Linked DNA regions of Mus musculus: regions 2, 3, 4, 5, 6 and 7 are each linked to region 1. A link is a loop called in an ENCODE intact Hi-C map of the cell type or tissue named here. Cell type or tissue: left cerebral cortex. All regions are shown on one strand. Links, peaks and the distances in the headings refer to the core of each region. The heading gives the core; the rest is flanking DNA.

The links. Peaks named below come from ENCODE experiments on the same cell type or tissue, not always from the same donor. Only the 100,000 strongest peaks of a DNase experiment are listed, where the experiment ranks them.
Region 2: it touches region 1 in a loop (2.5-fold over the local background); 6 of 42 quality-filtered maps call a loop at or near these places.
Region 3: a loop joins it to region 1, with 2.0 times the contacts of the local background. A loop is called at or near these places in 2 of 42 quality-filtered maps.
Region 4: a loop joins it to region 1, with 4 times the contacts of the local background. A loop is called at or near these places in 16 of 42 quality-filtered maps.
Region 5: a loop joins it to region 1, with 11 times the contacts of the local background. A loop is called at or near these places in 2 of 42 quality-filtered maps.
Region 6: a loop joins it to region 1, with 2.8 times the contacts of the local background. A loop is called at or near these places in 2 of 42 quality-filtered maps.
Region 7: a loop joins it to region 1, with 4 times the contacts of the local background. A loop is called at or near these places in 3 of 42 quality-filtered maps.

Annotation. Positions count from the first base shown.
Region 1 is chr14:64,124,138-64,128,560 of GRCm38, forward strand. All of the region lies in intron 5 of Msra (methionine sulfoxide reductase A), which reads right to left. It overlaps 9630015K15Rik (RIKEN cDNA 9630015K15 gene), which reads left to right. Exons shown (of 4, transcript NR_167725.1): 2 at 1,443-1,557; 3 at 2,121-2,283; 4 at 3,267-3,494. Among named protein-coding and RNA genes, the nearest start is that of 9630015K15Rik, 10 kb to the left of the region's middle. In left cerebral cortex, for the core only: CTCF peaks have their summits at 1,864 (motif pointing right) and 4,082 (motif pointing left); DNase peaks (open chromatin) are centred at 1,890, 3,243 and 4,085; H3K4me3 peaks cover 535 bases; H3K27ac peaks cover 3,443 bases.
Region 2 is chr14:64,568,995-64,573,417 of GRCm38, forward strand. No RefSeq gene overlaps it. Among named protein-coding and RNA genes, the nearest start is that of Mir124a-1hg, 17 kb to the right of the region's middle. In left cerebral cortex, for the core only: a CTCF peak has its summit at 1,747 (motif pointing left); DNase peaks (open chromatin) are centred at 2,152 and 3,935; H3K27ac peaks cover 2,446 bases.
Region 3 is chr14:64,178,916-64,183,338 of GRCm38, forward strand. The region is part of intron 5 of Msra (methionine sulfoxide reductase A); the gene reads right to left. Among named protein-coding and RNA genes, the nearest start is that of Gm52129, 18 kb to the right of the region's middle. In left cerebral cortex, for the core only: no CTCF peak of the experiment used is centred there; DNase peaks (open chromatin) are centred at 2,196 and 3,507; H3K27ac peaks cover 4,000 bases.
Region 4 is chr14:64,438,347-64,442,769 of GRCm38, forward strand. It overlaps Msra (methionine sulfoxide reductase A), which reads right to left and starts at 2,694. Exons shown (of 6, transcript NM_001253712.1): 1 at 2,364-2,694. The coding sequence starts at 2,499. In left cerebral cortex, for the core only: a CTCF peak has its summit at 2,324; DNase peaks (open chromatin) are centred at 2,349 and 3,202; H3K4me3 peaks cover 1,427 bases; H3K27ac peaks cover 3,150 bases.
Region 5 is chr14:64,750,719-64,755,141 of GRCm38, forward strand. Kif13b (kinesin family member 13B) reads left to right here. Exons shown (of 40, transcript NM_001081177.2): 20 at 788-937; 21 at 1,250-1,378. Gm26225 (a small nucleolar RNA gene) reads left to right here and starts at 3,200; the gene lies at 3,200-3,334. In left cerebral cortex, for the core only: a CTCF peak has its summit at 2,220 (motif pointing left); a DNase peak (open chromatin) is centred at 2,212.
Region 6 is chr14:64,397,748-64,402,170 of GRCm38, forward strand. The region is part of intron 1 of Msra (methionine sulfoxide reductase A); the gene reads right to left. Among named protein-coding and RNA genes, the nearest start is that of Gm52130, 6.7 kb to the right of the region's middle. In left cerebral cortex, for the core only: no CTCF peak of the experiment used is centred there; DNase peaks (open chromatin) are centred at 739, 2,500 and 3,481; H3K27ac peaks cover 4,000 bases.
Region 7 is chr14:64,622,040-64,626,462 of GRCm38, forward strand. Gm36924 (a long non-coding RNA gene) reads left to right here and starts at 2,538. Exons shown (of 3, transcript XR_383509.2): 1 at 2,538-2,653. In left cerebral cortex, for the core only: CTCF peaks have their summits at 2,413 (motif pointing right), 3,495 (motif pointing left) and 4,095 (motif pointing right); DNase peaks (open chromatin) are centred at 156, 1,279, 2,045, 2,432 and 3 more places; H3K4me3 peaks cover 334 bases; H3K27ac peaks cover 1,541 bases.

The DNA of each region.
Region 1 (4,423 bases), core at 194-4,193:
GGAAACAGACATGGCTCCCTGTGGAGTGCAGCCTTGCCTTTTTCCCTTTTGGATTTCAGCTGTGTTCTCAGTCTATTTTATTGCCAGTTGCCCTGAAGTGTTCAAACATACGGCATTAGAAGCTCACTCTGAGAGCTGAGTTCGGAGCAGCGAGCCTGCCCATTGATGAGGGCACTGGCCAGGCTACAGTTGAGATGAGCCGGACCCTCAAATCTGCCAGTCAGCAGATCTCACCTCTATGCTCAGTGCCGCTCACTGCTTCAAGCTCTCCCTACTCAGCCCTCTTAACTAGGAGGGAGATTTGCTGCATTAAGGCCGAGACTGCCTGGGAAGACTGAGGATCAATGTCCAGTCGGACCACACAACACAGAGGAGCCACAGATTTTTTTTTTTGGTAGGCAAGCAATTGTTGAGGGTTTACTATATGCCAGACTCTAGGCAAAGACTTTCAAGTGTTAATATCTGTCTCATAGCAGCCACCAGTGAAAAGTTTTACTGTCCCCAACCATATAAAAACTGTATGTGAGATCATGTGTCTGATGTACGTGTGTGGCCTGATGCCTGGATACCACACTGCCCAGATTCTAGTACCAGCACTCACCCATTTTCTGCCCCACTCATTGGAGACACCAAAGTGGAATTTAGTGGCTGACACAAAGGAGGGCTGAGATTTGAGAGGCTCAGTCACGAGGATGGATACAGGCATCTGTAAGACTCTGCCACAGTCCCCCCAGTCACCTCTGGGGTCTTTTGTTCCTGGGCTGCGGGCAATTGGGGCCTTGTGGCAATATGTTTTTGTGGTTCAGGGATGACCCTATATTGTCATGGTCTATTGCTTTTCTAGGCCTTTGCCCTAACTGCCCTTCAAAGGAGTCTGTGAACACCCGGTTCTCTCTGCAAACTTCATCTCTGAAACACCTTGAAAGCTCTCTGCTCCATGGTGGAACCCCGGCTAGCTCACCATCTGGTAGCAGAGTTTTCAGGGAAAGGGAACCTCAGGAGGATGAGGACTTGGGCCAGAATCTGCTGGCATGGCTCCATCAGTCGGAGCAACCTCACTACACAAAGGGTGGGCATGTCCTGGGAGTGCCGCAGTAACCGGGGCCATCCAATCATCACCAGCACCTGAAGGTGCAGCTCTGGGACACGGGGTGGTGGTATGGATGGAATGCTGCGCTAAAGAGCAGCTCCATGCCATGAAAGTACATACTATCTGCTTCAGGTGGCAGGGAGCTTGCAGAAAGAAAAAGTCAGGTCAGCATTTGACATTCTTGATCCAGGACAAGGAAAGGAGATGAGAGCTCTGTGATCACAATGGCTCTGCCTCCTGTGGCTGGGTCTACGTACTCGAGACAAAGGCCGAAGTGAGTGGCATTCACACCTTCCTGGTCTCTGCCCAGAGGTGCACACACCTTTGCCCTCAGACAGCACTCTTGTTCTAGGGGCATCTGCTTAAAGGGTGCTGCCCTCCCTTGAACCTGTCTATGTGGGCCTCACGCTCTGGGAAGGGGACTCCTGTTTTAACCTCAGCTATACTGCCACCCGAGGGCCGAGGGGGTAAGTAAGTCCTCTGCTTCCTTTTTCCCTTCCCAGGTCACCCAGGTGTCTATCCTTTGGGAAGGTGGACAGGGCCTGGCTCCTCCTCCTATGTGGCCCACCCATATCCTCTCTTTCACAAATGATAGTCCTTGTATGGGTGAGAGGCAACCCCAGACTTGGGACCTTCCAGAAGCTCCTCGAGGCTGGAATGTGGGTAGAGGCCTCTCTGAACCCTCCTTTCCTCAGAGGCTGCCCTTTCCACCCAGGGAACAACTGGGCAGTGCTAGGGAGCAGGGGAGGCAGCAGAGCTGGGATTCATGCAGTACCAGTCTTGGCCACAAGATGGCAGAAACTTCACTCATAAAACCTCTTTGGAAGCCATAGGAAACTCATGAGATAGACTTTTTCCTTTTTTCTTTTCTTGAACCCCACCCAGCCTAGGAGACTGGCTCTTCTTTCAGGCCCTACTAGCCACCCCTTGGCACTGAAATGGGTTCTGGGAAGGAAGACTGATGAGGTTGGCTCAGATCTGCCAGGCATAAGGTTCCTGTGCTGGACAGACCCCTGTTTCTGACTCGCAGGCAGGCAGCCCCAGCCTGGTTCACCAGGTGCCTCTTCCTTGGCCACAGGCCTCTGCCAGGACCAGTCCTTCCGGAGGAGAGTGCCGGCTGGCTGGACCATTCCCTTCCCACCTCCCATCTTGCTGACTTCAAAACAGTGTCTCAGAATCTCAAGAGTTCAAGGGTTTGTGTCTTTGTTTTTTTTTCTCTCTCTCTCCTCTCTCTCTTTCTCCCCTCCTCCCTCTTCCCATGCTTTCTCTTCTACTTTCCTCTCTCCCTCTACCTCCACTTTCTCCTCTCCCCCATCTCTGTATCTCTTTCCCTCTCCTCTCCTCTCCTCTCCTCTCCTCTCCTCTCCTCTCCTCTCCCTCCTCCTTCTTCCTCTCTCTCTCTCTCTCTCCTCCCCTCCCCTCCCCCTCTCATCACCTCTCTCTACCTTCCTTCCCTCCCCTCCCCTCCCCCCTCTCATCACCTCTCTCTACCTTCCTTCCCTCCCCTTCCCTCCCCCCTCTCATCACCTCTCTCTACCTTCCTTCCCTCCCCTCCCCTCCCCCTCTCATCACCTCTCTCTACCTTCCTTCCCTCCCCTCCCCTCCCCCTCTCATCACCTCTCTCTACCTTCCTTCCCTCCCCTCCCCTCCCCCCTCTCATCACCTCTCTCTACCTTCCTTCCCTCCCCTTCCCTCCCCCCTCTCATCACCTCTCTCTACCTTCCTTCCCTCCCCTTCCCTCCCCCCTCTCATCACCTCTCTCTACCTTCCTTCCCTCCCCTTCCCTCCTCTCCTCCTTTTCCAGTATTGGTTTTTTTTTTAACGTATGCATAAATGTATGGGGAAGGATATCACTTTAAGAACCCAGGTTGGGGTGACACTTGGCTCTGGAGATTTCTAGGTCCCCTAAAAGAAGGAATCAGCCCTACTTTTGTTCCAACCCTCTCTTTCCTTTCCCTGACGTGACCCAGGGCGCCTCGCAGGCCTTCCTTCTTTTGCAGATCCCACTGAGGAAGCTTCTTTCTGTCCAGTGGGCACTGCGCCAGGCTCACTGCTCTCCTGGGAAGGCATTAGCAGGCACAGGAAGTGTGCACCCTGCCAAGTCTGCCCCCACCCCTCACCCTCCTGAAGGAGTCCCTGCTGACCCTCCATATATGCCCCTCTTTTGTGTCTGAAGAGATCCTATGAGCAAGCAACTGTGGGGTAGAGAGCGGCCTTCCTCCAGAGCCCAGTGACCTCAGGCCCAGACAGATGGCCTCAGCCCAGCCGCACCTGTGAACACCACAGATGTAAGGAAGTGTCCAGCAGGGGCACAGTGGGCCCATCTGACCTTCAAGGCCTGCCTGGGGAAATCCATTCTTTTAATAAAATTAACAAATAAATATGCCATTCCGCTTACTGCAAATGCTCTAATAAGTTCGTCGTTAGTCACCGACATCCCCCAAGTGCCCAGCAGACCTGGTGCACGGCATGGAAACCGCATGCTCCTCCATCCCTGGGAAAGTGGGCCAGGGACCCCTCAGCTCAGGCCAGGTGGAGCGGCAGCAGGGCCAGCGAGAAACATGTCTGGCCCCAGAGCCAACTCTGACCCTGGTCCTGATCACAATCTGAGAAGCTTATGAAGAGAAGCGGACACATTAGCAATAAGGAAACTCACCATGAAAGGGGGGGTACCTATAATTCAAATTTCCTCACCCTTCTGTTATTGAAAGTAACATTAATTTTATTCCAAACCCCATCTCTACCCACCAAAAGAATTTAGGCTTAAGTGTTAGATCTTTATTTATGTCCTTATTTGTAAAATGTATCTGTGTATTTAATCAATGTTCACTTAAACATGTTAATGGCATGGAATCAGTTTTCTATAACAGAAGTTAAACTTGGGATCCACAGGAGCCACAGAAAACTGGGGTCTGACTTCTAGGAGGCTGGCTTCTCTTGCCTTAGGGGGAAAGGTCCAGCAGGACCAGGGAGGAGTGGAGGTCGATTCTTCAGACTGCCCTCTAGTGGCACAGGGAGCTTGTACCAGGGACGATGCTTGACTGCTTCTGAATCTAGAGACTGCTTAGTTTTCTTTTGGATCTAGTTCTAACGAATTCTGTGCTATAGTGTGTCTTACACACACACACACACACACACACACACACACACACACACACACTGAAACACACACACAGATACAGAGACACAGAAACACACAGTCACACATGGGGGATATATACACATAACCCCCACACGCCGTAGTGGGGGAGGAAGGGAAGAAAGGAGAGAGAAAGGGAGATGGAGACAGAGATGGAGACACAGAAATACACAAGCACACACATAAACACACAC
Region 2 (4,423 bases), core at 100-4,099, 440 kb after region 1:
AGATTTTTGAAGCTTCAAGGACTATATCAGGGACAGGGAGGTGGATCAGTGGGTAATGGCACCTGCTGCCAAGACTGACACCCTGGGCTTGATTTCTAGAAACCACATGGTGGAGGAGAGAACCAACCTTCACAAATTGTGCTGACTTATACACAGGCACTATGGCCTACACAAGTGTATACACACACACACACCACAAATTTTAGGTCTATAAAAAACATTTAAGAATTGTATCAGCCAAGCTACCATGCCAGATGACTGGCCATTCACATCCCAAAACTCCACTCTGCCTTCCTTTCCCTCCTGGTGACTCCCCAGACCCCTTGCCTCCAGTGCAACTCTCCCACACCAAGCATCTTAAACAGCTCAGATCCCAGGCCCAGGAGAAAGTCTAGGAGACCTTTATGAAAGCCAGCGTTCAGGGAATTGTAGGGGATGCTGCCGCTGGAGACAACAAAGGGGAGAAGGTTTGTCAAGGTCTATAATTCACACTCGTGGGCAGCTTTCTGTTGTTCTTCACACGACCATCATCATCATGGGAATTGTTAAAAGGAAAATGCACTTAATTTATCACAAGCCAAGATTAAAATATCCTAATTAGAATGAAACACAAGGATTATCAAGGCATAGATCCTAGTCTGGAAATATTCCCAAACTAGTTTGGGACATGGCAAACCAACCATCTGCATACCAAGAGTCCAACTAGGTTTCCTGGGAACCTGGAGACTATCTCAAGGACCTAGGAGTGGATCTAGAAAAGAAGTTTGTTGGGCTCACAAAGGGGAATTAAAAGCTCAAGTTATTTCCATGCATCTGTTGCTTTTGTTTTGAAGTTCTGAGGCTTAACCCACAAAGTGTGTCCATCCTAAACAAGTGACCATGAGCTACAGTCCCAGACAAAAGCAGAGGTTTTGAAACTAGAAGACCACATTCTAAGTCCTGATCTGACTCTATCTTGTGTCGTGTCACTTGCATACGACATGGCCCCCACAGATTTATATGTCTGGACACTTGACCCTCCATGGGTGGCACTTTGTGGGGGTAGGATCTCTAGGACTGTGACCTAAGTATCAGAAGTCAATTGTAGAGGGTGGGCCTTAAAGCAGATAGGCATTTCTGGTCCTGGTCTGGCTGTCTACTTCCTGATCCACCAAGACAGCAGTTCTCAACATGTAGGACACGACCCTTTGGGGGGCTGCATATCAGATATTTACATTGTGATTTATAGCGGTAGCAAAATCACAGCTATTAAGTAGCAACAAAAATAATGTTATGGTTGGGGATCGCCATAACATGAGGAGCTGTATTAAAGGGTCACAGCTTTAGGAAGGCTGAGAATCACTACACCAAGACAAGACTAAGCTCCCACAGTCCCAGCTGCCGTGCCAGCCCTGACGTAACAGAGTTTTTATCACCTGAAACCATAAGCCAGGAAAAAAAAAAACCCTTCTTTGCTTCCATCAAGTATTCTGGTGCAAAGAGGAAAGAAGAAATGAATACAGTGTAGTCTTAGAAGAGCCACCTTTAACTTCACGTTCCTTATCCTATAATGAGAATGACACACACAGCAAACTTGGCTACTTTGCAGATGCGTTGGTAAGATATAAAAGTGCACCCTACCTTGGGGCTGGAGAGATAGCTCAACAGTTAAGAGCACTGACTGCTCTTCCAAAGCTCCTGAGTTCAAATCCTAGCAACCACATGGTGGCTCACAACCATCTGTAATGAGATCTGATGCCCTCTTCTGGGGTGTCTGAGGACAGCTACAGTGTACTTACATATAATAAATCTTTAAAGAAAAATTTTAAAAGTGCACTATGCCAATGCAAACCACAGTTAAATGAAGGGGAAGCATTTTCTGACTGTCCAGTTGCAATGTCTACACTCAGATATAAGAGGCATGAGGGCAGCCTGGGTCCTCCTAGCAGGCAACCAACGCCAACCACAGAATCGTGTCCCTGGAGACAGGTCCTCCAGAGCATTTAGATTCCAAAAGAGCTCTGTCTTCAAGGAGAAAAACCAAACACACCAAGTTTGACCTCAGGGGGTGAGTCTGTCCAAGCCGCCCCTAGGGTGCGGGGCTGAGAGGCACAAAGGGAGAAGATGGCTTTCACAGGAGGAGTTGGCCCAGCACATTGGCTCCAGATGGGATTTCAGCTGGAAGCACACAGAAGCAGCTGAGCTCAAAGAACACTGAGGTTTTCTGGACCTGCTCTCTGGCTGGCGGATGAACCGCGTCAAGGGGAAACGGAGGACAGGTGGTGCGGACAGAAGGCAAAGGAGACAGGATTAGAAGAAGCAAGGGAGAGGTCACAATGGAGGGTCACATTCCAAATCTTTCACTTGGGTGGAAATTTTCAACAAATACAACTGCCGCAGGATGCCACTAGATCTTCATTAATAGGGGAAAAAAATCAGACCAAGGATCATAATAGACTGTTAAATTGGATGAGACCTTTCAAATGACTGACACTCCCCTGCCCCATCTTCATTTTACACATAAAAGGATGGCCAGGAGAAAAGTTCAAAGTCAGTAAATGAGTGCCTTGAAGGAACAGAACAGGGACTTAGATCACCTGATTTTTCGGGTCAGTGTGTTCCTTGCTATCAATAATTGAATGGATCCTAAGACAGTACAATGAGGCAAGGTTTTTTGTCCCTTGATTTGCAAGTGTGTGAGAACAAGACCAATGGCCAGAGCCAATGTTTGCTGGTGGTGGTGGTGGTAGTGGTGGTTGGTGGTTGGTTGATTGGATTTTAAAGGGGAGTTAGAGGGGTGGCTCAGTAGTTAAGAGCACAGTTCTTCTATTGGAAGACCCAGATTCAATTCCCAGCACCTACACAGCAGCCAACTACCTTCTGTAACCCCAGTTCCAGAGGATACATGCCTTTACAGGCACTGCACACAAGCAGTGAACTGAGAGAGAGAAAGAGAGAGACAGAGAGAGGGAGAGACAGAGGGAGAGACTGAGACAGAGAGACAGAGACAGAGACAGAGAGACAGAAAGACAAAGGGAGAGGAAGAGAGAGAGAGAGAGAAACACAACAGCTGAGGTTGTCCCTTCTCCCATGGTACATAGTATACACATAGATGTACCCACACAAAATAATAACAACTGAATGCAAATAATAGTAACACGACTATAACAACTAAATACAACACTACAGAAATTTAAGGAATGAAAAAAGGTTCTTTCTCTTCATGTGAGTCACAATATGAACCACATGGGTTGAGTTCTCTGGAACATGGCCTGGTGAGGAGACTTGCACTCTGGAAGGTTGTAGAAGAGTGTATTTGGAGAAACATCTGGGCAAAGGGATTGTCAGGGTCACAATAAAAGCTTCAGACAAACTTCCATTGCACAGGGCTGTAATTCTAGCACTTAGGAGACTGAGGCAAGAGGACCGTGAGCTCAAGATGGGCTGTGTAAAGCGTCTTTATGGGGAGGGGGCGCAAAAAATGTTTTAGCCACAAGAGACTCTGGCATCCCTTTAGAGAGGTCCAGCCTTTTGACCTAGCAGTGACGTCATTGGATGTGGGATGGAGCTTCAGATGTGGCATCTCTCCTTAGATAAGAGCCATTCCTAAAGAATTAAATTTGGCCCTCAGCAACCGTGCATCAGAAGCTAGAAGAATGGAAGCTACAGAGCAAAAACAGATCTTGGCAACCCACCAACAACATCCCTGTGATGGTCCAGGTTTGGGATGAGAAGGACCACAGCCACCTGAGGCAAGTTTGGCTTCAGGAAGCTTATCAGGTAGCATAGACTCAAAGAGCACACAGCCCCCAGCCTGATGAAGGCTTTTCCTCTTAGGCCTTCAATCCATAGAATAAAGAGCTGTAGCCCCATGTTCAGAATGTTTCTAGCAGTCATGCAGGGTTTTCTCTGCATCTAGTGAAGCCATGTGATCCACCTATCCTGCTCTGGGCTCCAATAATAAACTAGGCATAGCCCATTTGTTATTCTAGTGAGCACTCATGAGAGTGATTCACCCTCTTTAGTGTGGACTATTACACAAGAAACTGGATTTTATTTGATCATATTCAGACACATGCCCATGACACTCTTTTATTTTATTTTTAGTTACGTGTGTGTGTGTGTGTGTGTGTGTGTGTGTGTGTGTGTGTGTAAAAATACTGACCACAGTGGCACGGGCTTGTAATCCTAGCCCTTGGAAAGGGAGAGACAGGAGGATCTTCGGAGTTTATTGTCTAGCCAGCTTACCCAAATCACAGAATTACAGGCCAGTAGGAGACCCTGTCTCAAAGAATAAGGTGATGAAAAATGACAGGCAAACATGCACTCTGCCTTGCACACACATGCACACACACCTGAACACAGATACACACAGACACACTCACACATAGATATACACAGATACACAGACATATACATACACACACACAAACACACAGAGAGA
Region 3 (4,423 bases), core at 310-4,309, 55 kb after region 1:
CCCCTTGTTGAGTGCTAGATATGCAGTGGGTACCATCATGCCTGTTTCATGTGGTGCTGGAGTTTAATCTCAGGGGTCTTCATGTACCAGACAAGCACTTGACCAACTGAGCCACTGCCTCAGGGTATACGTTTTCAAAAACAAAAAAGAAATGAGGAAAATGATAGAGAAGTTCCTTGAGAAAAAGCCGAATCCTGAAAGCCGGCAAAGAAGAACCAAGTGACATGAATAGGAACTGTTCCTATTCGAGAAGAAACAGCCAAAACAAGAAACAGAAAAGCGTCAACATGCTTGATAAGGCAGCTTCCCTCACATTCAAGGAGGTTTAAAATGACATATTGAAAAATGCATGGCACACTTCAGACCATCATCCCAGAGTGACCAGTACCAGTAGTAGGTGATCTAGAAAAACTCCAGGACTGAAATCTGAGGATAAGATCCCTAGGCATCTAGGACAAAAGAGCACATGATTTGTAACAAAGGAGTTTAAGCTATCATATGCTTTTGGATAGCAATACTTTAATGCTAGCAGAGCTTGGATGATTTTCTTACTTTTTTTTTTATTCAATATACTCACACTTCTGATAGAAAAGGAAGTGTGGACAGTTTTTATACCCAGCAAAACTGCCTTCCAGTAAGGGCACACACTGCAATCACCATACAAGAATTCAGAGAACATCATTTCCATGAGGTGAGCCTTCACTGGGAATCTACTAGGAAATTACTCTCAGACAGCTGGAACAATGAAGGGGCATCACATAAAGATGGAAAGTGAGTGTTAACCATGGTGCCACCCATGGAACCAAGACTGGAGAACTACAAGGGGGAGATACAGTATGTGTGGACTCTATGGTCTGCTACTGCCAACACAATACAACTGTGGGACATGGGAGGAGGGAGGATGACAGCATCAAATACATTGAGGTGCTGTCAGTGTTGCCCTAGATGGTGCCAATACTATTACTGTTATTCTGAAATGATTGTGATAATCGTGGGAGGTTCCCATTCTGTGGTTTGTTTGTTTTTTTAAAACAAGGATTCTTGGTTTGAAGAGAAGAGATGTGGATGAGACTTAAAATTAGTTGAGTGAAAACTGTAGGGCTTGGGATCTGAAGTATCAGTTTGAATTCACAAAGTATTGACACTTCCCCTTACATGCACCTCATATATGTATGTTCTAAAACCTGGGGGTGGGGGTGGGGAGTAATGACCAATCCAGTAGCCTAAGAATTCTTTGCCAAAGAGATTGGGTCAGGGTCTAGTTGTGTGGACTGAGAGATGATCAACACACTGAACTGCAAACTAAGGTTGGTTTATCCAGACTGCCTGGCTCTGAAACCATCCTTCTCTTTGGGTACGGACTACTTGCTCCAGGCTTCCCAGCTACGTGAAGGGGTTTCAGGTCAAGGCAAAGGCTCAGTATTCTGGAATGCTGGGCCCATCTTGACTGTGGGACTGCAAAGGGTCTGGACTTCTGTTAGCTTCAATGTGAATAGGCCATTTCTTCAAATCCTTTCTTTAAATATGAGAATCAAGTTTCTCGGTTGCTGAGAGTCTAGGATCCAGTTCCTATGGAAAGGGACCATGACTGGATATGATCAAACTCCAAGGACTCTCTACTGTCCTACTCTGACCCCCTGTCATATGATGGCTGGGCCTTCCTGGTGTAGACTCTCAGATTTGATGGACTCCTTCCCATATCTGCTGTGGAAGCCCTCCTAAGACCTTCCTCTATCAGAATCTTCTTTCTGCAACTGGAGTCCAACCACCAAGAATCCAAGAGCAGCCTGGTTGCTTGACTCTACAGCAACTATGTCATACTGCCCAGGCCTCCAGTCCTTCATGTATTAAAGAGTTGATAGGCCAGGCTAGTCTACTCCTCCCTGCACTAGCTCTGCCACAGCATGCCATCATTTTCTGTCTCTTACCCATAGTTAAGAACCAGGGACTCAGGACTTCTGGATGCAGCAATGCCTTAGCTGGGAACATCCTTCCATGACTTTGTTTGCTCTAGCTCAGAAATTGAGAACTGAAGGGGTAGCAGTGTGGTTGGTGCACACTCTATCTCCCAGTGTCTCTGAGTTGACTTTCTCTCACCCACTCTCCATCCTTCCAGGGCCAGTCTCTTCTCAGTCGTGCATCATTACTCAGCACCTATATGTGCTCTGCGTGCCCAGACCATGTGCTAGGCAAAAAGGAGTGACGGGGGTTGGCGGTGGTGGTGGAAAGAGAAGCTGGAGGAAGAATCCTAGCAATGCAGATGGTGAAAGAGACAAACACAATCCTGTCCTGAAAGAAGTAAAGATATTTGTGCAACCATGACAGCAGTGCACAGAGGGAGGAAATGCAGACAACCCAAAGAACATGCGACACTGGGCTGGTTAAAGCCATGGTATATCTATTTAACAGACACTATGCTTTATAACTTGGCAATGATAACAACACAATAAAATAACATTTAAAGTATGAAAGATATTGCAGTTGCTTGAAAGAGAAATGTTTCTCATAGGTTCCTATATTTGAGCATTTGGTCCTCAGTTGGTGGCACTCTTTGGAGATGCTTAGGAGCTGTGTGGCCTTGCTGGAGGAAGCATGCCACTGGAGGTGGGGTTTTGATATTGTGATATTTCTGGTTTTCACTCTCTGCTTTATGCTTGGTACTAAAGATGGGAACTCTCAGTTCCTGCTACTTGCTCCCATGCCTCCGCCCTGCCATGATGAAATCTAACCCCCTGAAACTATAAACCATAATAAACTCTTTCTTGTTTCCTTGGTCACAGTGTTTTATCAGCAATAGAAAAGTAACTAGTACTGATAGTAATAAATATTGATCTATGAAAAGTTATGATACAAAACAGAATGTATTCTATAGTAGGGCCTTGTTGCTTAAGGTATTTGTTAGCAGCACACATACAAAAATAATAAAAATAGGGTTGTGAGATGGTGCAGTGGTCAAACATGTCTCTGCAAGGCTTGCCTAGTGACCCAGGACCCACATGGTGGAAGAAGAGAGCTGACTTCTACAAGTTGTCCAGACATCCAGATATGCTTTTTGTGGCAGATATACCCCCTACCTCACCCTACTCCAGAGACAGACAGACACACACACACACACACACAAATAAATAGACAAATAAACATAAAAATATCATTTTTATTCTCTTCTTGCTGCTTATCTGTGTTTTCCTTAATAGACATTCATTCACTGAAAAACAAGGGTTAAGACATGATCTCCCAGAAAATTTCTTAAGAATTCACTGACCCCACTCTATGTGCCCTGAGTCTGGGTGTTTATTTTGTGCTACACAGTGGGATTTCACAAACAGTGTGGGTTCCACTAACTCAAAGTCCAACTGCGTGGAAACTCAACTTGAGACTCAGCAAGACTTCGGTGAGCCGACTTCTCTGCAGAGTGGGAGGTGAGACCTCATGCATGCATGCAAGATCGTGTTCTTCATGGCTTCAAAGCAAAAGAATACGATGTATGTAAAGACTGGAGCTAGCTAAAGAAAGATACATCAAACAAGGCGGAGTGTCCCTACACATTCACCGCATATACAAACGCTAACCCACAGATAGCAGCTGGGACAGGGGGTGGCCGCAACAAGGTGCAATATGGCAGCATCTTGCACTGAGAAGTGCATTCTGGGACAGGCTAAGACAGTGTAAAATCAATGAGAACTCACCGTGGCTCTCTTCCTTGTGCTTTGGGATATTTTTCTCTACACCAATGGTCCTGTTTCCCCTTTCATAATAAGGCTGTTTGCTTCTTGACAGCATTTTGTTCCGTTGTTTAATCTTTGTGGTTTTGAGATACAAAATTTCCTACACATTAGATGAAAAACTATTTCTTTGCTTAATTGTTCTGTGTAGGGTTCAAAAGAATTTTTTGAAGTGGAAGGCTCTTGTACTTAGCATCACAGAACGCAGAAGGTGAAGGGCAGTGAGTGGGAGTGGGAAACAATGGAGAGAGGGAGAGAGGAGAGAGAGACAATATGATTCTGATCTTCTCAAAGTCATTGTCTCCCACAAACATGTCCAGGTTTCTAATGCAGAACTGCAGTTGAAAGGTAGGACCTGGGCTCCCCACAGAAATCACACGGAAGCACAAGAGATTCTCGAATCCTGCTCTCTTTCCAGGGCTGACTCCCGACACAAGAACACAGATCCTCCATTCCAAAGCTACGCACCACAGCCTCTGAGGAAGGAAGGACCAACAAGAAGACCCCCATTCACTCCATCACTTGGGCCTCTCCTGAGCCCTCCAGGAAGGAGCGTGGCAGCAGTCAGCAGCAGCGATTCAGCCAATCTCTAGGGAAAGTGCTGAACAGAAAGCTTGCTGCTACCCGAGGGGTTTTTCTTGGGCAAGACCCCAAGAGGCTGACTTTAGTCACAAAGTTGATTCTCTGCAGAAGGCAGCTCC
Region 4 (4,423 bases), core at 186-4,185, 310 kb after region 1:
TACTGAGCCATCTCTCCGGCCCCCACACAGACTTTTAATTAATCTAGTTACCAGTCTCTTGATTTTCTAGCTGTGGATGCAAAGGCCTTCCTCACACTACAATTATTTCCCATACTCAATTCTCCCCCACCCCACTCTTAACTGAAGAGAGCACAGGTGGAATTATATGCTGGTAATCCTGGCACTCAGGAGACCGCAGCAAAAACTACTGAGAGTTCAAAGCCAGCATGGGTTACACAGTGAGTTCAAAACCAACCTGGGATGCACATTAAAATTATATCAAAAGCAACATATATGCATGCATTCATACATACAACATGGGAAGAGTGGTTATATCAGAAACTCTAGAACATAGTGCTTCTACCAGGCCCACTGTGTGCTACCATGTAAGCAGGAACCAGTCACCCAAACCTGCTCATGTTTCCATCCATTCGAGGTGGCCCAGAGGAAAGAAAAATTTAAAAGCCTTGAAGGTTTGAATCTTGCCTTCTTGCAGAATGTAAATCTGCCACCAGGCTGCAGCTGATAAAAGGGTACAGCCATCTTAGAGAATGCAAAGAGGGAAAGTCTGAAGCTGAGATGGCGGGTTTAGCTCCAAAGGCATCTGATGACAGTGCATGGCTGGGACTAGGCAAAGCAATACTAAACAGATGGGCCTTGTCACCTAAGAGGGGGCTCCACTGGCCACAGGGCTCTTGAGAGAACGGGGTACAGATAACAACAAGACTCAATAGATCATATAGAGACATGAGGAGAGCAGAGGCTGCAATAGAGAAGGATACAACTTCCCAACTAGGAAATATAAAGACTTTCATATTCATCATGGTCACCAAAACTTATAAGACGTAGTGAGGCACAGTGTTGCTGGAACCAAAGGCAACCCTAAGCAACTCCTCTAGCTTCCCTTCTCTCAGTTACTTTAGATCCCTCCCTACCAGAGACCCTCCAGCCTGCCATGTGACTGGGCGACATGACACCCATGCTCCTCTTATACTTGACTTTTAAAAAATCATTAAGTTTGGAGGCTGTGCAGCTGTGTAACCTATCAGAAGTCTCCCTCCATCTCTGCTGCAGATAACCCCTGGGACGTGTCTGTGGCTTTCACTGTATTTATGGTTCAAAGGAAACTCAGCGTCAAAAACTCCATGTTGTATTCAACTGTATTTCTACTTTGCACTCAAGGAATGTTTGTTTGAACTGAGTAGCACAAGGTTAATGGCTTAGCAAAATCTCCTAGCCTCTCCTCTCCCCTTTCAAGTCTGAAGAGATCAAGATAAGATATTTCCACTGTCCACAGAAGTATCCAGTAGCCTTGTGATTACGGGTCAGGTCAACGGATCGCTGGCCTCCAGGTTTATGACGCCTAACTCCAAACTAGAAAGATACCTAGAGGCCTATAATTTGTCAGCTCCTGCCCTAAACCCCTCTCCTCAACCCTCTCTGCCTGAAGATAAATGGAGCCTGAAAAAAAAAAAAAAAAAAAACAGTTTACCTGGCCACCTTCTTCTGGTTTTGCTAACTTACCAAATAAGTCATTCTCTTTGTCCCCACTCTTTCTAAAATATTCAGGTCCCTTTCCAAGTGGAAAGCACATGAACTTGGATTCTGTACTGGGAACAGTGAGAACCTTTCAGGAACGAATACTCCCAAGAGTGGGGGGTTAGAAACATTACAATAGGGCTGACAAGGTAAAAGGTCAACAAGAACTACAATCCGATTTCAACTCCTAGGTCCTAAGTGGTGCAAGGAGAAAACTGAGTCACACAGGTAATCAGCTGATCTTCTCACGTGCGCCTGGGGCTTAAGGGAGCACACACAGACACCTCTTAGAGGCTTCATCCATAGCACGTGGAGTTTCTGCAAACGGGGGAGACAACCCAGCATGCCCTTGAAATAACTACAAACTGGGGAGGGTTCTTGCAACCAGCTCTGGCCGAAAATTACACTTCAAAACCTAAGTTCCCAGCGTTGTTAGGTCTGCCTCCAGCGCTTCCATGAACTGGCACCGCTAGACGCTCCTAGAGGCCTAGGTGAAAAGGAAGACTAAGGCTGGGCTCCCACCAGACTCCACTAGCCCCAAATACGGAGCTGCAGACCAGCAAACGGGCTGGGTCGATCCCAACGCTAAAGTCTTTCAGAGCGAGACTCAAACAAAGAGAAGCACGCAGGCAGGAGACTGCCCAGCTGAGCTCCCGCCCTTCCCGGGCTGGGGGGCGGGAGAACTGGGGGGAGGGGGGGATTCGCTGCTTCTTTGCGCACGCGTAGACTCCGACCTGGGACCCACCCGCGGTCCCGCACGTCTTCTTCCGGGAGGGCGCTGTGCGCAGGCTCCACGCGCATGCTCAGCAGCCGTGCCACCTTACCTGTTACAGGGATCGGCTCGGTGCGTCCCGGCAAGGCTTCCTCTGCGGAGATGACTTTCGAAGCTGAGTCGCCCATCCTCCGTACCGGGTTGGCGCTAGAGAGGAGCTGGAGAGCCCTTCTAGAGGCGGAGAGCATGGGCGGCGTGTCCGTCTCGCGGGGCAGACCTCCAGGCCTGGCTGTCTCTGAGGGACAAAGTTCCCAGAGTACGTGAAGCCGCGCGGGCCAAAATTGATGCTGGCTGGGCGCCACCGCGGGAGGTCAGAGTTGCTGCCGTTTCTCCACCTCCGCAGCCAGGGTTCCGGGTGCGATGTACTCACTCAACCACAAAGTAGAAAAGGGAAATCAATGTGTGTGCATAAAAAGGCAGCGAGCTAGAAGAAAGGCAGACCTATAAGAGGATGGCTAGATGGACAGCTAGGAAATTTGTCTATTTCTATCGGAACCATCTTGATAAGTCACATCGATCCAAAGTGAAACCAAAGCACAATTCTCAACACCACAAAGGATCAAGTACTCAACATGAAATATAAACATATAGTGTGTGTACGTGTATAAATGTATAAATACATTCTTCAGCGCATCTCACAGCCCATAAAGTAAACAATGTAGGCACAAATACATTGTTAAACGCTTTATGTGAATGAAGTTAATGGTGAAGTTGGACCAGACGGACTTCAGAAATTATGAGAGAATATTCCTAAACTGAATCTCTAGCCTTAATCTTTAGGTGGCTAGGACCAGATGAGTGATTTCAGAGGTCCTGTATGAGATTTTTGATTTACACACTGCCAAAATGGGCGGGTAGTCTCACATGAAGGAAGGAACTGAGGATTAGCGCCCACAGGGATTTGAAGCTTTGAAGCTAAGCTTCTCCGTGGGTTTAGTTACCACTTTGTGTTCATGTGGGACTGTAATATAAGGACTAGGATTAGTGTACTGCATAGAATGTTGCCAGACACACAACGTTAAACAGATTAAGGTGTTTGTCTTATAATGTAAAAGTCTCCTGGGCCAACTTGTTCTCAACAGTTTACTTGTGGCTTGCTTTTGCTGTGACATTATGCCAAGCAGGTTCTTTCTACGAGGCCTTGCCTGAAACCATCCCAAGATCCAAGATGTCCCGTCCAGGCTTGAAGAGGGCCTGGTCACTAAAAAAAAATGTGTTAAAAAAAATTGTACTTGTAATTTACTGCCCTTTGACACACAGTGACTTGCTTTTTCTGTTTTGTGGTTGACAGAACAAGGGTCATGCAAGAAAAACTTCGTAACTAAATACTGTGTAACGGAAGAATTTGTAATGTTAAGGGAAACTGCTTGTGTAATGTTAGGTATCCCAGAACCACAGTCCATAATATTTAGTATGTAAGATATATATATATATATATATATACACACACACACACACACACATTTCTACTTACCTACCAAGGGGAAATGAGTTTAAAAAAATAAAGTAAAAGCATTGTTTAGAGTTTTATTATTCAGAGTAGTGGGTCTCTTACTAAAGTTTCTTTCCTGCCTTGTGGTCCTAGAAATCCAACTCAAAACACCAAGCTTGGTGGCAGGCACTTTTACCTGCTGAGCCATCTCTCTGGCCCCACTTTAAACATTTTGAGGGTTCTGTGTACACTGTTTAAATGTTTTCAATGATCCTAATGGTTGTACTATACTCATGCAAGCATTTTGAAAGAAAGAAGCATCTCAATTTCTTTAAAGTTTCCTTCATACAAGTTTAACCTTATTTAACAAACTAGCTGTGTTGGCTGAGTTGTTTCCTGGCTTGTTTGTTGATTACAAAGTCTCTCTCTGTAGCCGTGGCATGGAATTCAAAGACCCACCTGCCTCTGCCTCCTAAATCCTGGGATTAAAGCTGTGGCTACCATATCAAACCTCTGAGATTTGTTTTTTGAGGAGAGAAAATAATTATGCTATTTTCAGGACTAAGCATTGCTTTTCCTTTAGACTCCAACAACTTCCTTCTGAGCCAGCCTCCATATTTACTGTCACGTGCTGTAATTACATCCTAATTACACTCAGGCTTCTGGCAAGTTCTAACAAT
Region 5 (4,423 bases), core at 134-4,133, 630 kb after region 1:
CACTGCTAGGAAGGTCCCTGAAGGCATTGAGATCCCAGAGTAAGTGTCCAGCTCTGTCCTGGTGCTGCTCCTCTGCCGACACGTTTCCTCGTTCCCTTCAGCCATGCAGTTGTACGTGCTTAAAACAAACACATGTAGCTTGTTGTTTTTGTCTACAAGTTTCTTTTGGACACGGTCTCTCTGTGGCCCAGCTTGTTTTGAACTCAGGCTCTTTCTCACTCAGCCTCCTAGGCGGGATCATGGTGGAACACTACTACAGCCTGCTACCTATACCAGTGTTTTCAATCCTGTTGGGCCCGTTTCCACTTGGAGTTGCTTTCTTTCTTAGCTTTTTCTTTTATTTATTTATTTTTAGATTATACTCAATAGAAATGGCTTTTTATGGTTAGGTAATATTTTTGCCTAAATTTGTAATTTTCTTCAGTATTCCTCTCCTTCTTTGACTTAGAGATAGGTATAAAAATGAATGCCAAAAAAGTTCAGCTGCTGCTGTTGCTGTCCTAATTTGCAGTAGTGTATTTAGCAACTCAGGATCTTCTTGCCTAAAAGATCAGTGAAGAGGTTAGTGCTCTCAGTTGCTGCTTTTCAGTCCCTGAGGCAGGAGAATCTCTGTGAATTGAAGACAGCTGTGGCTTGTATAGTGATTTCCAGATTAACCAATGTCATGCAGTGAGACCCAGTCTCAAAAAAAAAAAAAAAAAATCAGGATATAATGGTAAAAGTTGTTGTTCAGATGATTCTTTTTTTTTCCCCTCTTTTGAATTTGTATGTTTGGAATTTCTTTTAGGTTAGCCGGTCCTACTTCAAGCGTGCTGACCCATTCTATGATGAGCAGGAAAACCATAGTCTCATCGGTGTGGCCAATGTCTTCCTGGAGACCCTGTTTTATGACGTGAAGTTACAGTATGCTGTGCCGATCATCAACCAGAAGGGAGAGGTTGGCTATCACTGCCTCAGTCAGCAGACAGCTCAGGGGACAGTGAGGGGTACTGACAGGACACTTGTTGTTAATATCTTTGTTTTAAACCAGTCCTAACTAGTGATAAATATTTGTCTCATGGGCACCCTGGGTTTCCATTGGGCTGTAAGGAGGACTTTCCTGTTTTACTCAGATTGCAAAGCAGCTGTTAGAAACTCACCTTTAGTGCCTCACACATTGTTACCCTCTGGCTTTATCAAGGAAGACAGGTCCTGGCAGGCCGAAAGAACTCAACCCAGAAACCAGCGTTTGCTTTGCTTCCTTCTTCAGGTGGCAGGCCGGCTGCACGTGGAGGTGATGCGACTCAGTGGGGCTATTGGGGAGAGGATTGCAGGAGGAGACGATCCTACAGAGGTCAGCTCTGAAAAGGAAGCCCAGGAGAACAGGCTGGTCTGCATGGTAAGCCAAAGACCTCGTCTAGAAGGAGCCCAGGTGGGACCATCAGTGAGATTGTAGGTTATACAATAAACTCATTTTCAACAACTTATAAATGCCCGTCTTCAGAGAAGTCTTTTAGTGTTCAGTATCTTGGGGATTGTGTTTTGACACACTTCTGGGAAGACTCACTCAGCACTTCCAGTACTTTTTCTCTGTGGGCTTGGACCAGTCACCTCTTCTCTGCCACTCATTGTCAGGGTGAGTGAGCTGCTTACCTGTCCAGCCCGTGTGGGTTTTCTATTACCGGAGCTCTCCAGCTCTGCCTCTCTATGGTCCTGTCCCTTAGCCATTTCATTTTCACCTGGCCTAGCTTCTCTGTACCTCCCTGGTTACTTAGTGCCTCTGCATGTGCCATTCAAGCCAACAGTTTCCAGCCCTTTCTATCTGGTCTTCCTGTGCATGTTGTTCATGGCAAACCGTGAGTGTTATGTCAAAAAGCTATGTCAGGTACCAGGGTAGAGATGAAAGTGCCAGGTTCCTGCTGTCCAGTAGCTAGAGATATGTGAGTATGAGCAGAAGCCTCTAGCGCAAGATCCATTGCTGTGATACTGCAGGTACCAGATGTGCCTGTGTACAGAGAAGCTTGAATTCAGATGATAGGTGCTGAGGGAGACTGAGGAATATTCTGGGAGAATGAGACTGTAAGAAAGGGTGTCAGGTAGCACCAGATTTACAGGCGCTGTGGTGTTTCCTGGTGAATAACATGGAGGGTCTCATGTTCTCTGGCACCTGCTCCTCTTCCCTCTTTATGCTGCAGTCCTTGTCTGAATCTCCAGATGCCCCCTAGTGGGCCAGTGCTGCTAGTGGTTCAGAATCCTGACAGGATTTGGTGACAAAATCAGCAAGAGTCTTTAGTTTAAAGGATATGACTAAAAGATCTGTGAAGAAGCAAGCCTAGGTCAGCTCTTAGTTCTAAACTCATCCTAGGTCAAGCTTTTGCTCAGTAAGTATTCTACAGTTGAGGTTGTCGAAAGGAGTAAGTTAGCACACAGCCATAGGAAGGGGGAAGCTGGTGCTGCTGAGAGCTGAGCTGCTTTCTGCAACTGTCTGCATGAGGAGGAGGCCTGCAGTGCTCTCATCAACAGTCTCGCTCTTGCTCATTTGTACTTGGCTTCACAACCTCCTCCTTGAGGCCATGTGCTTGCTCATCAGAGGTTGAGATGTAAGTTTTTTGGCTCTATGTGGCCATTTCTGAGATGACAGACAGTGATTACATCTCTGGGAGGTCGGCTGTCACAGTGTAAAATATGCCTGGCAGTGGTGGCATACAGCCTTATCCCAGGATTTGGGAGGCAGAGGCTGGTGGATCTCAGAGTTTGATGCCAGCCTGGTCTACAGAGTGAGTTTTAGGGCAGCCAGAGCTATGTGGAGCTACCCTGTCGCAAAAAAGAGGAAGAATGGAAATTTGTCACTGAAAAAAATGTGTGTCTGAGATAACATGGCTATTTTTAACAAATGTTAAGATTTAATGGAAAATAGGAAGCATGAAAGCAGGAAGGAAAGTGGTGCTTCCCTGCCCACCTGCTCCACAGTGTCCAGCCGCTTAGCGTGGCTCGGTCATGCATGCTACCCCACCCTGACCCCTACCCCAGGAGCACCTTGATGCCACCCTCGTATCAGACTTCACCTGGAAGCAGCATGTGGCTTCAAAATATGGGTACTTAAAGAAAGAGGATCATCTGGGTGTGGTGACACACGCTTTGATCCCAGCACGGGAGGCAGAAGCAGGCAGATCTTCGTGATTTCTAGGGCAGCCAGGGCTACACAGAGAAACCCTGTCTTCCCCAGAGTGTTGAGTTCAGTTCGGGGCACCTTCCCTGTTCTGTTAATTAAGCTTTGGGACATTGACACTGGCTGAGGAAAAAAAAGATTGAATAGAGAGTATTACTCTATTCATATACTTCCTAGCCTACACCCAGAGAGAGAGAGGGGAGAGGGAAGGAGGGAGGGAGGGAGGGAGAGAGAGAGAGAGAGAGAGAGAGAGAGAGAGAGAAGCCCTGTCTTGAAAAACCAAAGAAATAAAAAATAGGAAAAAAATTTAAAAATCAGTCAATCAAAATAGTAATTCCTTTAAGGCCATAAGCCGTGTAGTCAGCGTTCTTAAGTGTCTTTGGTGGGATTACCCAGGTTTCTTTTATGTCCAGATTCTCTCTCTCACCTTGAGATCTGCTTGTCGTGCCTGTGCTGTCCTGTTGTTCTGTTCATTGTCATTGCATGTCATGCTCAGCGGTGCTAGGCCCAGGTTGGGAGTAGCAAGGCATAATGTACCATAGAGTAGGAAAGCAAGAGTGTGATATGGGTGGTGGTGTGTTTTTATTTCAAAATTACTGGTTTGTAAAGTTGTCTTCATGTCATAATGAACTCTTAGATTTAAGACTTTGACTCCTGGGTATTCATTACTTTTATCAAAGCTCCAATGTTCCTAAATTTGAGTGGTGGCAGTCCCTTCCGTTGCCCCACGAACAGTAGACATTTTGCCTCATCTTGTCCACATTTCCTTTTCTGGACCCAGAATCCACCATTTCTTAAGAAGCAGTGTTCATTTAAGTTAGACATACTTAGAGACCAAGCCCTAGCTGTAGAGGCTCATTGTGTAAAAAGACAAGGGCAGATAAGACATCACACGGAGAGAAGCTCCTGTGGAAAGTCAAACGTGGGGATAGTTTCGATTCCATGAGTGAGGGAGATGATTGGCCCTACAGACATCTGCGTTTGTTTTCCCATGATGAAAGATTATGCCCATATTTCTGTTTTCAGAAACATTGCATTGAAAGCTCCAGGTGTCATCAATTCCTGCCAGTTCACTTTGGCTCTTTCATGTAGAGCTGCAAATTGAGCGCTATCCTGACACCTTGTGGTGATTTCAATTTTTGTTGTAAAAATTTAAAAAACAACAACAAAAAAACCAACCAAACCAAACCAACAACAAAAAGCTCAGCCTATGTGCTTGGTATGTTTTCCTCATTCATGGTCTTTATTCCTGGCAGTCTTAACCCTCAGGAGCTC
Region 6 (4,423 bases), core at 236-4,235, 270 kb after region 1:
TCCAACCTTCCATGCTCCCTGAAACAATCTGTCACAATTACTGGACTCATCTGGAAAATCTGGAAGGCTAAGCCAGTCTACTGGGGTCACTCATGACTGACAAGAGCAGCAAGTGCTTCAGCATAAAGAGGGAAGAAGTGAATTGCATCAGGGCCTCTTGTTGAAGTGTATGCTTTCCTTTCCTCTCACAATTTAATATCTCTATTTAATGACAAAATGAATTATCCTCCAAAATAGCAAATGTTCACTACCTTTCTAAATAATAAAATACATTTTTCCAGCACACAAACTGATCGCTTTACTCTTACATCAGAACTGATGTGAAATTACATGTCATGAATTATTCATGTCACTCAATTTAATTCAATTATTTTTACTGAATTTCATATCTAATCCATAAAAAAAAAATGTTTAACTCAACCACCCCCAAAATCATGCCTGCATTCTTGAATAATAGATTTCTTGCAAAATTTCAAGGAAGATAAGTGGCTATCTGGTTAGAAATGGCAAGGCAGATCACAATCACAATGATGAAAATAATTTTAACTATTTAGCCATACCTCCTGTTCTATTTACCGACTGATGTCTCATGGAAGATAGCCTATTTAATATCAAACTAGAATCAGAGCAGCAGGGAGAGAGTCTCAGATCCAATTACAGCACCACAGCCATTTAGCTCTTCTACAGAATTCCTACCTAGAGCAGGCAAGTGGCCAGAACGTGGCAGCACCACACCCAACAAAAAGCTCAAGCTGGGATTTGCTGAAAAAGATTCTCTGAATGGCCCAGGAAAAGCCATCTTTCCCCTCTCCCTAGACATAAGCCCTTTGCAGCCCATACCACCATATGCCCTTGCTTCTCTGCCTTCTCTTACCACTTTCCCCCTGGAAATGTTGACACTTGCTCTGATGGTCTTCCACTTGTCTCCTGATCTGCCTGTCCACCCCAAATCCTGGCATCACTTGGGGCCATCTCACCTGTCCACAAAGTTCCTCTACATCTTCGAATCCCTTTTGTTTCCACTCATGTTATAGATACCACCAAATATGTACCCCTCTACCCATGCAGCCCCAGGACCAACAGGCCATTATTTGCCGCTGCCTTGCACAGTCATTCCCAACACACCCATTCTCCGCAGCATCATGCTTCCACTGCTGCGGCCCTACTCCATTCTCTGGGTATGCTTGCCTTTCCACCCAGAGCACAATTCAATCTGTCTTTTTCACAGGCCAGAGATTAGCTTGCTTGCTTGCTTGTTTACTTGCTTGCCTGCCTGTCTCTTTGGGGACAGGGTCTCATGTACCTCAGCCTGGCCTCAAATTCCATGTAGCAGAAATTGACTCTGAACTTCTGATTCTTCTGCCTGTACTTCCTAAGGGCTGAGATTACAGATGTGCACCACTGCACCCAGTTTATCAAGTGCTGGGGATGGAACCTAGAGCTTCATGCTTACTAGGCAAGCACTCCACCAACTGAGCCACGTGCACGTCCCAAGTCATCTAGCTTTGTACTTCCTTTATGCCAGTCATCTAGCTTTGTACTTCCTTTATGCCATAAGTTCCCAGGGACCTGCTCCCTACTGCGTGGCTCCCACAGAGAGGATTGCTCTGACAGAGCAGGCTGCAGGTTCCACTGAGCTCTGGTCTCTTTCCCTTTGGCTTCTGCCTTTTGTCATCTTTCCTTACCAGCTTCAGGAAGCTGTCTCAACTCCTTGAGGGACCTGTGTGCTTGATAGATACTTTAATTTTTTATTTATTTATGTAAGAGTCTTGCCTGCATACCTTGTTTGTTAACACCTGCAGCATGCTGGATAACACCCTTAGCTCTTTCAGCATTACTATGGTAACGCACAGAGTATTCTCTTTAGAATGGTGTCATTCCTCTGTGATAGTCACAATCCCACTTTTCTGGTAGATTCATATCTGTAGTGGCCAAAGGCACAACTCCAAGAGTTGGAGTTGGAACTCATTGATCCTCAAGTAGTTTAAGAATATGTTATGGGGGTAAAATGGTCCCCACAGACTTATATTTTAAAATTTGGCATGCCAGCTAGTGGTGGTATTTTGAGAGATCATGGAACCTTTAGGAAGTGGGCCTGGGGAAGGTGTATGCTTTGAGATTTATAACCATCCTTATTCCAGTCCCGTCTCTGCTTCCTGATCCATAGAGGTGTAGGCAAGCAGACCTACAATCTCCCACCACCGTGAAGCCACCATATCTTCCCTGCTGTGGCGGACTGTGTTCCCTCAAACTAAATCAAAATAAATCTCCACTCCCTTATGCTGCAACCACATCCACCCTCACCAGATCCCTGGACTGTTCTGAGCATCTGCCTCTTCTTCCACCCCAATCTACAGGACACAGCTTGCGGATGCCACAGCCATGGGCTGCTGCAATGACAGGTATAGATTGTAGATAGGCAGATCTGTGCTACATGGAGTCCCTCTCCTGGCTCCAACAAGCCCCCTCTCCACCTCCTCTTTCTCAAACCTTTATATGCCTCAGGATCTCACGCCATCATCTCACTCCTACCTTGCAGAAAAAGCTAGGAACCACCCACCATCACTAGCTGCATCCGTGCCAAAGCCTCATGGCACCCGTACCATCTCAGTGGCATTTTTAAGTTACTAGCTTTCACTGAGTTCTAAAATCCTGAGCATGATGAGTGCAAACAAAAGCTTCCATCTCTCTGTGTGATATGTATTAGTCCACATCTCCAATCCATCAGCCTCTTCCAATTAGTAGAGCAAGCACTCAACTCAACAATGAGAATCCCATAGCATGCTTAGTTGGCTCTAGTAATTGTGCCCTTCAGTAGGGGAATTCTGCCATGGCCAAACGCAGGCTGGGCAATCTGCAAGAATCCATTTTTAACCAATCTCTCAGCTGTCCAGTCTCCTAACAGTGTCACCCATTGGCCAACACACTAGAGCCAGAGAGCCAGAAAGCCCTTTGGGGTATATGTAGCCCATCCAAGCACAGAATAGGGTACAGAGCAGGTCTAGAAAACCGAATGGAGAGTAACTTTCAGAAGAATTGATTAAGTACAGCCAAAACTGATCCCCAGAAATACTGGAGGCTCTAGAGGATGTGGAAACACTGAATTTGCCATCTGTGGCCACACTTCCATTCTTATAACTGATCTCTCCTGTTCCTCTTCTTGCCTAGGGTAGTAGAACTGATACTAAGTGCTGTAGGCTCTGCCCACCCCCATTGGTTTCTCTTGACCCTGACCATACCTTTGTAGGCAGTGCTAAACTGCAGTCATTTACCCTGAATGCACTTCTCTGATCCCAGCCTGCCCCAGGAGCTTCAAGTAGTGTAAAAACAATCCAAAACTTCATTGTCCCCAGCATGCTACCCAAGTCATAATTCTGGAGCATATCCTTCCAACCACGTTGCCTCTTCTGCAGAAAGGCTCAGCTTCACTGACCATCTGGAACTTTCCAAGAATTGAGCACTCAAGACTTTTTTTTTGTCTGGCACAACATCTCTGAACAGTTCTCTCTCCAAGATGAAGGTTGAGTGTGAATCACCATTGGGACCCACATACTGATCAGAAAATCAAATACACAAACAGTGCCTTACCCTAATTGCTTCTCCATCTAAAGGCACCCCACACTTGAGTCATTCAACCCACACCACCAGCAGAAAATGAATGCAACAGGACCTCTGTCACTTCCTCCAGATGCTACGGAATGTGACCAACAAAAACACAAATGGCAGGCCCTGCTGTGTCCTGTCATCTTGTTCAACAAGACTCTTTTCTTTCCACAAAGGCCTGTTCATATTTTATTATAAAGATCTGAATTGTATGGACAAATTATATATCACTATTAGAATATGCCACAAATAATACCCCAGATAATGGGTCACCATGGAGCTAATAGCTTCAGTTCTCCAAAGTGATCTTATGCAGATATAACTCTGCCCTATAAGGAGGCAGAATTGTAGTCTATATAGATGTCCAAAACGCTAAAAGGTGACCTCTGATCCCACATGCTTAGAGGAGGTTTCCAAAGTCCTAGGAACAGAGGTATTTCCTCTGGAGCAGTGGTTTTCAATCTTCCTAATGCTGTGACCCTTTAACACCTCATGTTGTGGTGACCCTCAACCATAAAGTGATTTGCATTGCTACTTCATAATGGTAATTTTGCTACTGTTATGAATAATAATGTAAATATCTGTGTTTTCCAATGGCCTTAGGCAACCCCTGTGAAAGGATTGTTTGACCCCCAAAGGGGTCACAACATACAGGTTGAGAAACACTGTTTTAGAGTCTCCAAAAACTGCTTTAAGTATGGCTATAGACTATAGAGGTCAGGTCAAAAATTGCAAATTGAGGACTATGTCTAAGGTGATGTATTGGGGTACAGGGAAGCAGTGGGAAACGAGGGCATCAAGATGGCTGCAGCTTGGCTGT
Region 7 (4,423 bases), core at 121-4,120, 500 kb after region 1:
TACATTATGCTGATGGCGGACATCTGTGTTGTTTCTACCCTGCATTACTGCTCCTCTTGTGAATACACCCTTGCTCCCCATGTGTGCAGGTTTCCCCAAGGAACGAATCCAGGAGAGAATCTGCTTCACCTGTTACCATTGCCAGCCTCTTCCCACGGCAGTTATGCTAACTTGTATCAGCAGAGTCTCTGTGCTCCTTGTCCTTAGCAATGCTGGTGAGTTCAGACTTTTTAAAGGAACTATTGAGAAGCACTACTGATGAGGACAGGAGAGAGAAAAAGCAAGCAGTTTAAGGATGATACCTTGATTTTGTGGCCTGGGCCAGAAGCTGGAAATGTCCCTTGGTCCAACCCTGGCTAGAGGCCAGAAATGTCAAAAAATATTTGGGGGCTCTGGTCCCTGGTCTGGTTCCTTAATGATTTTAGGGTCTCAATTCTTAAGGCAATTATGTTATAGGGATTTATAGCCTTGGGGCTCTTGAAGATGGACCCCCTCCCTCATAATCAACACCAGAGCCTACCTTCTGTTTCCCTGGCAACAGTCTCTCCGTATGCTTTAAATTACCATATAAAGATAAAGGATGCACACCTTTAATGTCAACAGAGGCAGGTGAATCTCTGTGACTTCCACGCCAGTCAGGGTTACATAGTGAGCCTTTTCCTTAGTGTCAAGGGTCAGGGCCGGAGTGAGGAGGGATGGGAGGTGTTCTTGGCAAGGAGGGGAAATCTTTGTAGCCCACAGCATTTGAGTAGATCGTGGGTAGAACTGTGTATTTCCTCTTCTTGCTCTCTGAATCTTTCTCATACTTGGTGGGAAATAATACCCTTTGGTGTTCTTTCCTAAAGCATCCTTGCACAGCTTCCAGGGATTGTCCAGACCGGGAGCATAGAGCGAATGAAGAAAAGACAGACACAAAGACACAGTCACACTGGGATCGGGCAGATCAACTGGGCTTTCTGACGGAGAAGCCAAAGGGCCCCAAAGCTCAGCATGTTTGTTGTATAGAATTAAACAGCAGTGAGGTTACTGCATACAACTGAATAGGGAGGCAGAGTTATTAGATACAGATAAACAAAGAGGTGGTGTTATGGTGTACTGCTAGATCAAATGGACAGGTTTAGCTATTCTCAGTGAGGGCAGCCTCTGTAGGGGAACAGTCTTCAGACAGTAAATATTGAGAAGAGAGAGAGCTATAGGGTACATAATCAACACCCCCACTCAAAGCCCCTCACGGCCATGGCTGTGCTCATGGCAACCATACACATTCACTCAGTGTTCACACACTTAGGGCTCTCTCTGCTCTCCACAAAAGCACTTTGCATAAATGACTGTATATGTTATTTTTAACAACAAGTAACTTGGTGCAGAGTTAGAAAAGCAAGAACATATTGTCCTTGCAGGTCACAATAAAGGACAGTTGCTAGAGGCTGGAATGTAGCTCAGTTGGTAGAATATTTGCCCGGGGTACACAAAGCCCTGGGTTCCAGCCATAGCTCTACAGAACAACAACAGAATGAAATGGGCTGCAGGAAGCCTGGATAGTGGGTGGTCTGGATACTTTTTGTAAGAGGTACAGGAAATCAAGGAGCCTGAAATTAGGTCATGTATAGCTACTTATGAGTGTCAGAGGAAGTCTGATCAGATAAAGCACTGAAGACAGTATGCGCTCCTGCAGTGTGGAAAGCAGATCAGAAGCTGTAAGAGAAAATTTCAGAGTCCCGAGAGATGAGATGGCTCAGCTGGTAAAGGTGCTTGCGACCAAAGCTCAGTGACCTGAATTCAATCCCTGGGCCGTCCTTGACGGAGAGAGAGAGAAGTGACTCTGCAGGTTGTCATCTGGCCTCCAAAGGCACACACATATCTGTACCTGTACTGGCTAGTTTTGTGTGTCAACTTGACACTGGCTGGAGTTATCACAGAGAAAGGAGCTTCAGTTGTGGAAATGCCTCCAAGAGATCTAGCTGTGGAGCATTTCGTCAATTAGTGATCAAGGGTAAGAGGGCCCATTGTGTGTGGTGCCATCCCTGGGCTGGTAGTACTGGCTTCTATAAGAAAGCAAGCTGAGCAAGCCAGGGGAAGCAAGCCAGTAAGTAACATCTCTCCATGGCCTCTGCATCAGCTCCTGTTTCCTGACCTGCTTGAGTTCCAGTCCTGACTTCCTTTGGTGATGAGTAGCAATGTGGAAATGTAAGCTGAATAAACCCATTCCTTCCCAACCTGCTCCTTGGTCATAATGTTTTGTGCAGGAATAGAAACCCTGACTAAGACAATACCCATATCCATACCCATACCCCCCCCCACACACACACCCATACACACAAAAAATAAATAAAACAGACCATTGTGAAAGCATTCAATAGCTCAATAGCTCCCAGAGGCTTCCTCCTAAGCTGTAGTATCACAGGTACCCACTAGAGGGCAGTGCTTGCTCCATGCAAACCCGGCTCTAGTTTTTTCTTCTGAAGGCCCGCAGGGATACAGGCTGCCTGCCAAAAAAAAAAAAAAAACTGAATTTTTAAAGAAACAACCAAATTTGGTCCTTCAGTTTTTGCTTGTTTGGGACACGGATGATAAACACATTAAGTTTCTGAGCACTCGAAATGACCAGTGTTACAAGATCCCAACAGCTCCTAATGGGTTTTTTAATTAAAAGGTAATTACATCATTTCACCCTCCCGTGTCCTCTCCCTTCAGCTCCTTCTATGCCTCTACTTATTCCTTCTCAGATTCATGGCCTCCTTTTCTGATGTGTGGGGAGAGTGGGTGGGAAATGCTTAAATACAACCGGACGAGTCCATTTAGTGTTGCTTGTACGCGAAGATTTAAGGGATGACAATTAAGGGGCTGATTTCTGGGAGAGGCTAATTCTTCTCTCAGTAGTCATTAGTTGCCTGTAGTTCTTTGTCTAGGAATGCCCCCCGCCCCCAGACGTGCCCCTTCCCCGTTTGTATGTCTATTGCTATTGTCTGTTTGCACGTCTCTCTATTGCTATTGTCGTAGCTCAGGTTTTGTTTCATTAGCTGTACTGCAGAGGCATCATGGATGCAGGTTCCCTGCCGTTTCCAGGAGACACAGCCTCACAGGAGATTTACGGTCTCGATCATTTGGCTCTTACAAGTATTCTGACCCCTCTTCTACAGTCTTCCCTGAGCCTAGGTGCGGGAGTTGTGTTGTAGATACAGTTGTTGGGGCTGGGCACTCCACACTCCATTGTTTCTTTGTATTTTAACCAGCTGTGGCTTTCTGTGATGCTCTCCATCCAGTGCAAACAACAGCTTCTTTGAGGAGGGGTGAAAGCTCCACTTGCCTGTGGGGTATAAGAACAAGCATTTAGGGCTGGAGAGATGGCTCAGCAGTTGAGAGCACTGACTGTTCTTCCAACGGTCCTGAGTTCAAATCCCAGCAACCACATGGTGGTTTATGACCATCTGTAATGAGATCTGATGCCCTCTTCTGGTGTGTCTAAAGACATCGACAGTGTACTTATAATTAAATAAATCTTTTTGTTTTTTTTAAAGAACAAGTATTTAAAATATGGCTAGGTAGTATGTTGTTCTGGCAAAATGGCAGGCATAGGCTCTCATCTAGGATCCATGACATCACTAGCCCCAGGTGGTTGGTTAGATTTCCCATATCCAGCAAGAGTTTCCTCCTTTGAGCAGGCCGCTAAATGCCTAGATATATGATTATCACTATTGCACCTTTAGAAATGCCTTGCCAGGCTAATCATGGTTGTGGTTCATCGAGGTGACATCTGGCCAGGAGTGTCGATTGCTTTCCTCCTTTGGGGTCTTGCACAGAACCTTCTAGCGCTGTGAAAGACAGGTCCCTAGTTTTTAAAATGTAGATTTCAGGTTGAAAGGTGTAAGTTCTTCAGAGGCTTTTGTCCAAAGTTTACAAAGATGGTAAGAGGAAGGAAATGAGGGTGCACAGCGCCCTAGATGTGTGTGTGTGTGTGTGTGTGTGTGTGTGTGTGTGTGTTTACATATAGTACATATTTAATGGTCAAGACTAACAACCAACAAAGCTCAGGAGGTCTGGGAGTCAGCACTGCAAACTCCGTAAGTGAACGACAGAGGTTAAGGCCTGCCACGTTGAGAAAGCATGTTAGTCACAAGGTGGCGATGTTGTATTAATGTTGACTCCCCCCCCCCCCCAACCTTTGAAGCTAGACAGACTAGCTTTAATCCCAACCAATCAGGCAAAACAGAGCATAACAAAACAAAAATAAAACAAGCAAACACTAAAAGTCCCTAGATTTAGTTAATAAATCTAAAAAAGCGACAGGTGATGGTTCACTCCTGTAATTCTGGAACTAGGGAGACTAAGACCAGAGTTCAAAGCCACTCTAGGCTACAGAGTAAGACTCTATCTATAAATAAATAAGCCTGGACCTTAAAAAATCTGTGCAGAAAAATATAAG